2 separate regions of the Homo sapiens genome follow, and region 2 is linked to region 1. The links are chromatin loops, found by intact Hi-C in ENCODE. Cell type or tissue: chondrocyte. All regions are shown on one strand. Each heading gives the region's core, and the rest is flanking DNA. Links, peaks and the distances in the headings are about the cores only.

The links. Hi-C counts contacts between places; a loop is a spot of excess contacts. Peaks named below come from ENCODE experiments on the same cell type or tissue, not always from the same donor. Only the 100,000 strongest peaks of a DNase experiment are listed, where the experiment ranks them.
Region 2: it touches region 1 in a loop (2.0-fold over the local background); 2 of 110 quality-filtered maps call a loop at or near these places.

The regions. Positions count from the first base shown.
Region 1 is chr2:232,925,947-232,932,046 of GRCh38, forward strand. NGEF (neuronal guanine nucleotide exchange factor) reads right to left here. Exons shown (of 15, transcript NM_019850.3): 4 at 1,098-1,240. Among named protein-coding and RNA genes, the nearest start is that of SNORC, 59 kb to the left of the region's middle. In chondrocyte, for the core only: no CTCF peak of the experiment used is centred there; DNase peaks (open chromatin) are centred at 2,607 and 3,080.
Region 2 is chr2:233,050,688-233,056,787 of GRCh38, forward strand. No RefSeq gene overlaps it. Among named protein-coding and RNA genes, the nearest start is that of INPP5D, 6.6 kb to the right of the region's middle. RefSeq lists a silencer at 3,361-3,520. In chondrocyte, for the core only: CTCF peaks have their summits at 3,197, 3,449 (motif pointing left) and 3,743; no DNase peak of the experiment used is centred there.

The sequences.
Region 1 (6,100 bases), core at 1,597-4,096:
ACAGCATGCAGTGTGCGCTCCACCCCCTCAGCTTCACAAGGGCTCAGCTCCTCTCCGGGCTCAGTTTAGAAAGATCCCTGCCAGGGAAGAGTGGGCTGCCCGGGAAAGGTCTCCCAAGCACGGGGTCTCCGGTGGCGATGGAAGCTCCACTTCCCCACTGGAGACACGTCCTGTCTGTCCAAGCATTTGGGACTGGAGGACAATAATTATATATCTAGGGAAGAAATTTTCCAAACCTAGAATTTTTATTTAACAGATAGACTGTCGGCTGCTCTGACAACAATGAAGAACGAAAAGACTTCTGGAACCATTTTCAGAGTAAGGGAACCTATATCATTCATTCACGGGTGCCTCTCCTGACGACATGAGAACTAGCTTGATGTCACTAGCGATTTTTTTTTTTTTTAATGCAAGTACTGAAGTTCTTGGGTCACTATTTGAATCCATTTTCCCTATTCACAGTGCTTCAGGTGCAGCTGTGTAGCAGTTGGACCACACAGGCTGAGCCTCGGCTTCCCTTCCAGGCCATATTCCTGGAGAGGCTTCCCTTCCTAAGCCAAGGGCCTCTGGGGCTCTTGCTTCCTCCCTACTTCGCCTTTCCTTTCCCTGTGCAAAGTTGGCCACCGCCTCCTCTTCTTGAATCGCACCAGGCTTTTCCCAGAACCCCCCTTCACACGCCTCCTCCTCTAGCCCAACTCTGCTCCCAACAGCCGGTTTGGCTTCCAGGTCTTCCTTGATGGGGGATAGTGGAGTCCTCCCCGCTGCACAGCTCAGCCGCGCTGCTTCATCCCTTCTTTCTGGCAGAAGTGATAAGGGGTCAGAGAGCCCTCCCACCAGACAAGAGCTGGGCAAATAGACCTCTCCGCAGAGAGCAGGACAGAAATGTTTGCTAAAGCCCACTTGTGCAGCGCTATTAAAATGCAGCAGTTTTGCCTGCGGAACCATTTAGAGCCAAACATGTCAAAAGCTTTCCTTACCCATGTCAGACGCAGTCCTTCGTATGAAACACAACGGCATCCCATGAGCAGGAGGACCCTCAGAGTCCTCCAGGGACCCGCGTTTCCCAAATAAAACCCGGTTACTGCGGAGACACCCACCTATTTGTTCAATGAGGTTTCTCCAGGAGTCGGCGGGAATGGGGTGGATCATCCGCAGGGCCTCGGTGAGCGTGGTGGGGCTGTCGGCCAGGGCCGGCCACTCCTCGGGCGTGGCCCCATTTCCCGGGGTGGAGGACGACTCACTGCCAGAGAGGGAGGAGGACAGGGGCTGGTTATTTTTAAGCAAGGATTCACCTCGGCTGGCTAGCGAGGGGCGTGCGCACAGGCGGCTGCTAGCCAGCCGGACCTTACCCGGGACCGTCCAGGGGCAGCGGCCGCAGCCAGCGCCGCCCCTCCCGGCCGGGCGGGCCCCAAAAGCCCTTTCTGTCACCGCACCAGGGCGCGACCGGGTGATGCATTTCCACACCAGCCCGCCCAAACCTCCATGGTTTTGGAGCTCCCGGGCAGGCGGTGGAAACTTGGCGCACCGTGCCCACTCTCCGGCGCCGCTCCGACAGCCCGACGGGTCCCGCGGCCAGGAAGCCACTCGGCGCCCCTCGCCGTCACTCGACCCCCGGCCCCTTTCGGACTCCGATCCTCCCGTCCCCAGGCCACACGGCGCGGAAAGGGGATGCCGAGCGGGACGCGCACGACCAGGGCGCCCAGGACGAGGGCGCTGGAGGAGACTCCGGGCAGGGACCGGGGTCCCAGGGGCCCGGGCCGGGGCTCAACACCCACCCGATGGGGTGCGGGCCCGACGGGGCCCGGGGGTGGGAGTAGGGGCGGCGGGGGCCCGCGGAGGAGGAGTGGGGATAGGCCGCGCAGGGGGTGCCCGGGACCCCGGGCGCAAGCTGGGAAAGAGGCACGCGGGGGCGGCGCGCCGGGGCCGGGACAGGCGCCCGTCCTCACCTGCCGGGCAGGTGTCCCGCCGCCGAGTCGCGCGCGTCGCTTTCCGAGGTGGAACTGTCGTGGTCCACGGCGCAGGCGGCGCTGAAGGCAGCGGCCAGCAGCTCCATAGGGTCGGCGGCGGGGCGGGTGCGGGGGCCGGGTCGGGGGCCACGCCGGGGCCCTGGGCTGGGTCGGGGGCGACTAGCGGGCTGCGGAGCGGGGTCGCAGCGCGCGCGGCTCGACCGGAGCTGCAGCCGCCGCCGCCACCGCTGCCGAGCACTCCCGCGGGCGGGCGCGCGCCTGGAGGCTCCCGGGGTTGCCACGGCAACGAGGGAGGCGGGAGGGGCGCGCGCGGCGGGGGCGAGGCCGGGCGGCGGCGGGGCGGGGGCGCCCGGGCTGGGCGCGACCCGGGCCCCGCGAGCGCCGACTGCGGGCTGGGGCCTGCCGCGGGCTCGCGCCTTCCTCCCCCGCGCCGCCGTGCCCCGACCCGGAGAGGGGCAGAGCTGCGGAGGCCCTGGAGCTGCGCCTTTGCCTGCCCCGCCCACTCCTCACGGCGGGGGAAGCCTGGAAGGGGCGGGCGAGGCCACCCTCGGCTCCCCAGTGCCCGCAGACCTCCGCCTTGCCCACGCTGGGCACCCCCTGCGGTCTCCCGCAGGGTCGCAGCTCGGCGACCCGCTCTGAAGCTCCGAGCCCGGCCTCGGGGAATGTGTCCCCGCTGGAGGGGGTCTCCGTCTTGTCTCTGCTCCAGGCGGAGACTGGGGTCTCAGGGGCTCCTTGCAAGCCCGCTCCTGAGCCTCGCGGTGGGGAGGGGGCCGGCGCGGAGGTCTTTCCCGGGCGAGTCTGGTCGCAGGACGAGCCACGCTCAGCTACGCACGACCCTGGCGGGTCTGGGATGGGTTCGGGGGCACCAGAGGAGGAGAAACCAAGTGCCCGAAACCTCTCCTGGGTTGCCCTGCCCGGTGACATCGACTCCTGGACTCTGCGCCTTCGCGTTAGCTGGGTCAGTCCGCTCGCGGATCAGAAAGAGCAGAAAGGACAGTCGGAAGAGCGAGGCCTGGAGGTGCCTACGGGCCGAGCCAAGCCGCCCTCTGCTCAGGGATCATGCTGTCTGCTCAGGTGTGGCGAGGATATCTAGCAAGATGCCCCCCGCCTACCCTCGCGAAGGCCCCTGGCGCGCTGCCCGGTGTCCTTTTCCGGAGGCCAGCCGGCTCACCTGGGTGGGCCCTTGGGTGACCGCGGCCTGCGCCTGCAGCCGGGCCTGTCCTTTTTACGGCCCTGAGGAAACCCCAGGGGCAGGGGTGGAGTGCGGAGCATAGTCCCCCGCACGCTCCAACCCACCCGGCATTTGTTTAAATTAGCAAATTCTTCGTTGGGGGGGATGCAAACATTCCTGGTGGCAGCGGTGCAGTTACTCGTTAATTGTTTGGCTTTAATGGATCCTTAACCAGTCTTGAATAAGGCAGGTGTGATCAAGGGAGGGTTGGGGAGGAAGCTGAGAAGCATTAAGCTTTTTGCCTGGAAGGGAGCTCTCCTCCCCACGTGGTCTGACTTCCCCAGCTTTGACTCTAGAAAAGGGTGTTCAGGTAGACTCAAAGCCAGTCTCTAAAGCTGCCACTTAGCCCTGGTGCCAGAACGGGCAGGTCTGATCTCTTCATGCCCTTTGGGGCCAGAACGGGCAGGTCTGGTCTCTTCATGCCCTTAAGGCCTGAGAATATTCGAGACAACCATCTGGTCTTTTCCCAAGCCAAGCACCGCCCTTCCTTGACTCACTCCCATGGACCCAGGTATCTCCAGGCAGCCACCTCCTGCCCTTAGTGTGTTGCTCTGCTCACTGGCCATCTCCATCTGGCCATCCCACATCTTAGGCTGTCCTGGCTGCTATAACAAAATACCATAGACTGGGTGTGATGTGGTTCGGCTGTGTCCCCACCCAAATCTCATCTTGAATTGTAGCTCCTATAATTCTCACGTGTTGTGGGAGGGACCCAGTGGGAGGCAATTGAATCATGGGGGTGGTTTCCCCCATATTGTTCTCCTGGTAGTGAATAAGTCTCACAAGATCTGATGGTTTTATAAAGGGGAAACCCCTTTTGCTTGGATCTCATTCTCTCTCTTGCCTGCTGCCATCTAAGACGTGCCTTTCGCCTTCTGCCATGATTGTGAGGCCATGTGGAATTGTGAGTCCATTAAATCTCTTTTTCTTTATAAATTACCCAGTCTCAGGTATGTCTTTATCAGCCGCGTGAGAGCGGAGTAATACAGGGTGTCATCAGAACCCAGTGTAAACAGCAGACACATTTCTCATAGTTCCAGAGGCTGGAAGGCTGAGCTCAGAGTGACACCATGGTCTGTTGCTGGTAAGGCCCTCCTCTGTGTCACCGACTGCTGACTTCTTATGGTAGCCCCATATGATGCAAAGAGAGAGAGAGAGTACTCTGGGCTCTCTCTCTCTCTCTTTTTTTTTTTGAAATGGACTCTCGCTCTGTTGCCCAGGCTGGAGTGCAATGGCGCGATCTCGGCTTACTGCAACTTCTGCCTCCCGGGTTCAAGCGATTCTCCTGCCTCAGGCTCCCAAGCAGCTGGGACTACAGGCACCCGCCACCACGCCTGGCTAATTTTTGTATTTTTAGTAGAGATGGGGTTTCACCATATCATAGAGACAGGGTTTCACCATTTCGCCAGGCTGGTCTTAATCTCCAGACCTTGTGATCCACCTGCCTTGGCCTCCCAAAGTGCTGGGATTATAGGTGTGAGCCACCACGCCTGGCCTCTCTGGGGTCTCTTTTATAGGGTACTAATCCCATTCATGAGGGATCCACCCTCATGGCCTTGCCACCTCTCAAAGGCCCCACCACCTAATACCCATCACCCTGGGAGTTAGGATTTCAACACGTGAATGTTGCGGGAGACACAGACATTCAGTCCATAATATTCCACCCTGGTCCCCCAAAAGTCGTGTGCTTCTTGCATGTAAAATACATTCATTCCATCTTAACAACCCAAAAGTTTTAACTTGTTCCAGCATCAACTCTAAAGTCTGAAGTCCGAAGTCTCATCTAAATATCATCTCAATCAGGTGTGGGTGACACCCAAGGTGTGATTTATCCAGAAGCAAAAATTCCTTTCCAGCTGTGAATGTGTGAAACTAGAAAAATTCTATGTTTCCAAAATACAATGGTGAGACAGGCAGAGGATAAAAAATCCCATTCCAAAAGGGAAAAATAGAAAAAGAGAGAGAGGAAGGAAGGAAGAGAACAGGAAAGAGGTGACAGGTCCCAAGTAAGTTTAAAGCCTAGCAAGGCAAATTCCATGAGGAAGATTCTCCAAAGCTGGAGAATAATGCTCTCTGCCTTGATGCTCTGCCTGCAGTGCCCACTGGTGTGGCACTGTCACCCCCACAGCTGGGTGGGGCACTGTCTACTCTGTGCCTCTCCGTTATTTGGTGGCTCATACCACGCTTCTCTGTCAGAGGTGTGAAGCTGTTGTGTTTTGTGGAAGGTAGAAATTGGATATTTAGTTGAGTGGATTTCTGGGCAAAGTGTCTAAGGAGTGGCTTGGTTCTTCCTGACAAACATAGTAAAATTTGAGAAGAGAAGAGTAATTTGAAGATGGAGCTGTTAAGCAAAAAGTAAGCAGAATTCAAGGATTTGAAAGAATCCTCAGCCTTTCCGTATTACAAGCTATGAGAAAACATTCAGAAGAGAACACCAAGGGTGTGATGGACAGACCATTTGATAAGGAGATGAGTGTGAGTGTGAAATACAGACTTAACCGTCCCAACAAAAGCCAAGAATAGAGGTGAGATTCTACCAGCAGAAACAGTGCCAGCTGGGCCTGAGGAAACGGAGAAAGTGGGACAAAATGAAGGAAGGAAGATTGTTGGACTTCTTAGATCCTGCAGGACTGGACATAGAACCATTTGGCTGAAAACACATGTGATTCTTCCAGACAAGGGGAGAATGACTCAAGAGGCTATTCAGAAATCGTCTGGCTGCCACTCCTTCAACACTTTGCCCAGAAATCCACTCAGCTAAATATCCAATTTCTACCTTCCACAAAGCACAATTCAGCCCAGTTATTTGCCACTTTATGACAAGGACGGCCCTTTCTCCAGTGTCCAGTGACATGCTCCTCATTGCTTTCCAAGGCCTCATTAGAATGGTAACTGGTATGGT
Region 2 (6,100 bases), core at 2,340-4,839, 130 kb after region 1:
CTGCTATGGACTGGTACTGGGTACTTTAGGGGAGTTATGTCCCGCCCCCTGAAATTCATATACTGAAACCCTGACCCCCAGTGTAACTGTATTTGGAGATTGGGCTTTTAGGAGGTAATTAAAGTTAAATGAGGTCACAAGGATGGAGTCCTAACCTGACAGGGTTGGTGGCCATAGAAAAAAAGGAGGAGAGGAGGGAAGGCCACAGGAGGACAAGGTGAGAAGGCGGCCACCTGCAAGTCAGGACGAGAGCCCTCCTCAGAGCATGACCATGCTGGCACTTTGATCTTGGGCTTCCAGCCTCCAGACTTATGAAAGATAAATGCCTGTTGCTGAAGCCATCCAGTCTATGGTACTTAGTTATGGCAGCCTAAGCTGACAAAGACAGGTGCGTACTGCCTGGCAGCATGAGCCGGATGCTGCTGCAGCGTGCAATGAACAAGACAGATCTGCATTTTCCCAGAGGTGAGAATCTAATGAGAGGAGAAGAGAGGTGCACACAAAATAGTGCAAGTCGTGATAGGAAAAGGCTCTAAGAGAAGAGCAGGCAGGTTGTGCAGGCTAGGGCGGGGGCGGGGCAGAGTGGGGGAGATAAAGGAGTGCTGATATGCCACGGAGTGGCGGAGCATCAGAGAAAGACACCTGCTTCGGGTAGCCTGCAAGGCTGGAATGGTCCAGGGAAGAGGTGATGCTTCCGGGTAGGGGTGGTGGCAGGGATAGTTGCTGGAAGGGCAAGAGTGGGGAGCCATTTCAGAGATGTTTCCCCATAGTTTTAGGAGCTGGCGAGGATGCAGTCAAGAAAACCTGGGGCTTCCTGAGACCCAGTCCGGCCAAGTAGGAGGAGGGGGCAGGAGGAAGACCATGCTGGGAAGCAGATTCTGATGGAAATGAAGCTGGGACCAACCAGGTGGGGTGTTTTTGTTTGTTTGTTTGTTTGTTTTGGCACATTAGTTCAGAGAACTACTGGCTGAAGAAGCAGAGAGGAAGAGGAACAGAACGTGGAGCTGGGAAGAAGCTGCCACGTAATTGCCACGGAAAGAGTGGCTGTTGGCAGGAACTGCATTTAGGAAGCATGGTAGTGGGCCTGCCAAGGGAGGCGGTCATGATTCATGCCTGGGAAGTGCTCGAGGCCAGAACGGAGGTTGGAGGAGGCTCCGGGGCCTGGGGCGTGGTGGCCGTGGTAGACCGGCGGACGCTGGCGATGGCTGGGCTCAGGGTCTGGCTCAGGGGAGTGTTGCTGAGAGTTGCTGTTCCTAGAATTTGTAAAATCTGACTCTGGGGGCGGAGAGCCAGGAAAGGGGTGGTTGCTGTGGCAACAAGGACACTCCATAGGGGTGGGGTGGGGCAATCGCAGTGGTGGGGGTGGGGATCGCAGGCCTGCCTTGCTTCACATCCAGGTGTAGGCTTAACTGCAACAAAGCTACCAAGAGGCCATGGGCTTGGCCCCTTCATGTTCAGTGCAAGAAACAGATCTAGACAGCTTTCTAGAAAGGGAATGTATTTATACATTTTCCTAAAAGTTCAAACGCAAGGAGAGAGCTCATTCTTAAATCAATATTGTAATGAAAGTCAAGAATTCCTTTGAAATAAAAGTCCCCAGGGCTTGTTTTTTAAAAACCTGTTTCATAAGTAGGATTTTCATCCATGTCACTTTCTTAAAGTAGGACACTCCAGAATTGCCCCTCTGAGTTTTAGAAAATATTAAACCCCAGTTATCACCAACAGTAGGTATGTAAATTGGTGCAACCACTTTGGAAGACAATACGGCATAACTAATCAAAACTAAAAATGCACACAACCGTTGAACGCTCATTCCTCTTCTAGGGATTTTTCTTGCAGATAGACTAACTAAAAACTGGAATCTTTGGGAGGCTGAGGTGGGCGGATCCCTTGAGGTCAGGAGTTTGAGACCAGCCTGGCCAACATGATGAAACCCCATCTCTACTAAAAATACAAAAAATAGCTGGGCATGGTGGCACATGCCTGTAGTCCCAGCTACTCAGGAGGCTGAGGTACGAGAATCGCTTGAGCCTGGGAGGCGGAGGTTACAGTGAGCCAAGATCTCACCACTGCACTCCAGCCTGGGCAGCTGAGCCAGACCCCATCTCAAAAACAAAAACAAAACCAAAAAAACCCTGGAATCTATGTGTCCAGGGAGAGGAAACTGGTAAAATGCACCATGTTATGATATAGAATAGTAGGTATGTTTAAAAGAATGTGGTAGATATAAACTAGCTCCACGAAATGTCCAGAAATCTGAAGTGAAAAATGAAAGACACATAATAGAGTATTTAAAAAAGGGGGCCCTGCAAAAATCGGGTTGTATATGCATAGAAAACACTGAAAGACTGCACAAGACACTGGCCCTGGAGAAATGGATCTGGGGTCTGGGCTGGCAGGAAAACTTACTTTTTATTGTAAACCCTTTTGAGCATGTTAAATAACATGTTACTATGTGCACATGTTACTTTTCAATGTAAAAAAAAAAAAAGGTTAAGGAGAGAAAAGTTGGTCTCTTTCTTAGGAATCCTGAGAGGAATGATGGGGGAAGAGTCTCCCAGGATACAACCAGCCATCCACACAAAACAAAATGCTTCCAGCAGGATTTTACACACACTACCTTGATCTGGAGTTCTCTTTTTATTTAATTTTTTTATGTGGGCAGTAAAGGAAAGCTGGAAAAGTAGATGGAAGAAAAAAAATTGCTCGTGGATATGCCGCCTAACTCAACCCTGTTCACCTCCAGTGTCTTTCCAGGATAGAGCTTTTTCCATAGTTGGAATCGTAATGTATTCCCATTTGGTTTCTTGATTTGTTTGTTTGTTTTGAGATGGAGTCTCACTCTGTCGCACAGGCTGGAGTGCAGTGGTGCGATCTCAGCTCGCTGCAACCTCCGCCACCTGGATTCAAGCGAGTCTCCTTCCTCAGCCTCCCAAGTAGCTGGGACTTCGGGTGCCTGTCACCATACCTGGCTAATTTTTGGATTTTTAGTAGGGTTTTGCTAGGTTGGCCAGGCTGTTCTTGAACTCCTGACTTCTGGAGATCTGTTCACCTTGGCCTCCCAAAGTCCTGGGATTACAGGTGTGAGACACTGCACCCGGCCTTGATTTGTTTTTTCACTAAACGTTGTATTACGAATATTTCCCTCTGTCCTTAAGAATCTTGACAAGAGACATATGTTGGCTTTTTGGACATGGTTTCCTCTTACCCAATTCTTCCCAAAGTCAATCCTAATTCTCCTTGTTTTCTTTCAAGCTCATTTGATTTTCCGGCATCTTCAGTGAAACAGGAGATGCTCGCTGCCAGGCCTTCGGTATTCACAGATGTCCTTTAGCACAATTATGGACTCCATGGGCCCTTGGACTCCTTGGGGATCGCCCCTGTGCCTGTCAGCGATGTTCCCGGCTCTGGTCCCAGGGGGAGGCCAGAGTGCAGCGCCACCTGGTGGCCGGGAGTCACAAGGCGCAGACCCGGACCCGTTCAGGTTCTTTGTAGTCGCAGGTAAAGAGTTCTCTTCTAGAATTGGGTTAAACCGGTGGCGAAGGTCACTGATGCCAGCTGCCCGCTGGAGCCCCCAGGAGCCCACCGAAGCTCTGCCCTTCAGGAGCTGGTCAGGGGGCCGCCTGGGAGACCCGCCTCATCGTGAGGACCTACCTGGTGCCAGACACATTACATAATTTCACAGACATTCTTCAACAGGGTGTCACTATCCCTTTACAGAGATGCAAACCAATCCAGAGATGCTACATAGTCATGGTAAAGCTGAGATTTGGATCCCAGCCTTGTTCCTGTGTGTCTAATTCAGAGTCTGATTTGCAGCACTAAAATGGAGCTTATCAGAGGAGCAGAACAGGGAAGGGGTGGAGGGTGCCATGATTTGAGATGTTGCCTTCCCATTGTTGGGGATGCACCAAGCCCCAGGAAGCCGTGGGGCCACATAGATGGATGGTCTCTGGCAAAATCTGTCAGGAATTCAGAGGACTGTGGCCACTAGCTCTGCAAATCTGAATGAAATTTGTGCCTGCAGGGGCCTGGGTGGATCTGGAAACGTCAAGATGCCGGTAGCAGAAATGGAACTGGAAAAGGAAAGGCAGGCTGGTGGAGCCTGGTATCTTGACAGAGCTCCAAAAACAACTGTGGAGAGAGAGGGATGGACAGAGAGAGAGAGAGAAGAGAGAGAGAGAGAGAGAGAGAGAGAGAGAGAGAGAGAGAGAGAGAGAGAAGGCTGGGTGGGGAGAGAGAGAGCTGGGAGGGAAGAAATTCTTTTCTGGCAGACAATAAGGGATCATAATCTGCTAGTTTGGGAGTGCTCCAGCTCTGCCAGACGTCTCCAGTGGGACGGTCTCCCTTCATCCTAGTCAGGGGCTGGGACTTGACTTCCTCTTCCACCATCTCAGTAAGCGACCTTGGCCTTTGATTTGAGAGGGGCCGATGTGGGCAGGGTAGATTCTCAGGACACAGGAGAGCATCCATCCTTCTTAACAAACTGTGAATAAGGTGCTGGCTCCTGCTTTTGACTGGTTTTCCCGGCTGGTCTTCCTCAGTGGCAGGAAGCAGGAGCCTGGGGGCTGACCCACCTGCCCTGGGCTCCTTGGGAGGGGAACAGTGGTGCTTGATCCCAGGAGGCTCCCTGTGAGTGGCTGCTCCCTTCTCCAGCAAAGGATGTCTTATTATCAGGTCTGAAGATGAGGGAAGTTCACTATTGATTACGCCAGCCAGTGAGCAACTTTCTAACTTCACGGTCAAGTATTTGCCCTTCTATTAATCAGGGTTCTTCAGAGAAGCAGATAGATAAGTAGATAGATTAGATAGATAGGGAGATAGATGGCTAGATAGATAGGGAGATAGATGGCTAGATAGATAGATAGATGGCTAAATAGATAGATGGATGGCTACATGGATGGATAGATAGATGGCTAGATAGATGGATGGATAGCTACATAGATGGATGGATAGATAGATAGATAGATAGATGGCTAAATAGATAGATGGCTAGATAGATAGACAGACAGATGGCTAGATACATAGACAGATGGCTAGATAGATATATGGATAAATAGATGACTAGATAGATAGATGACTAAATAGATAGGCAGATCGATAGATTTATAGATCAATAGATAGATAGGTAATAGTTAGACAGATGGCTAGACAGATGGATGGCCAGATAGATAGATAGATGGCTAGATAGATAGTGACTAGATAGATGGATAGGTAGATGGCTAGATAGATAGATGGATGGATGGTTAGCTAGATAGCTAGATAAATGGCTGGATAGATAGATGGATGGCTAGATACATAGATGACTAGATAGATAGTGGCTAGATGGATAGATAGATGGATGGCTAGATAGATGGCTAGATAGATAAATAGATGGATAGATAGATAGATGGCTAGATAGGTGGATAGATAGGTGGATGGCTAGAGAGATACACAGATGTATGGATAGATAGATAGATAGATAGATAGATAGATAGATAGATAGATAGATAGATATGGAATTGGCTCATAGGATGGTCAAGGCTGGCAAGTGCAAAGTCTGTAGAGTGGGCTGGCAGGCTGGAGACCCCGGGAAGAGTTGATGCTGCGGCTCGAGTCCATAGGCAATCTACTGGCAAATTTACTCTTTGGAGGAAGTCAGTCTTTTTCTATTAAGACCTTCAGCTTATTGGATGAGGCCTACACACAGGAATTGCTTTACTCAAAGTCTACTGATTTAAATGTTCATGTCATCTAAAAAATACTTTCAGAGAGACATCCAGAATAATGTTGACCAAATATCTGGGTCCTGAGGCCCAGCCAAGTTGACATAAAATTAACCATCACTGCTCCCTTTGCTTTTAGCACTCAGTGAGTGAACACTTTCAGCCCCTGCACCCCAAGCCATGAGTGATATCTATCTATCCACCCAGGCTGGGGGGAGTGGGAGCCCTGGGGCATAGTAAAGGGCTTCGATGAACACAGGAGGGGAAGGGAAGTACAGAGACAAATGCTTAGATATATTGTATATCTGTTAACATTGTATAGTAAATATATATTATATATATATAATGTGTGTGTATATATATACACACTATATATATGATGTAATGTGTGTGTG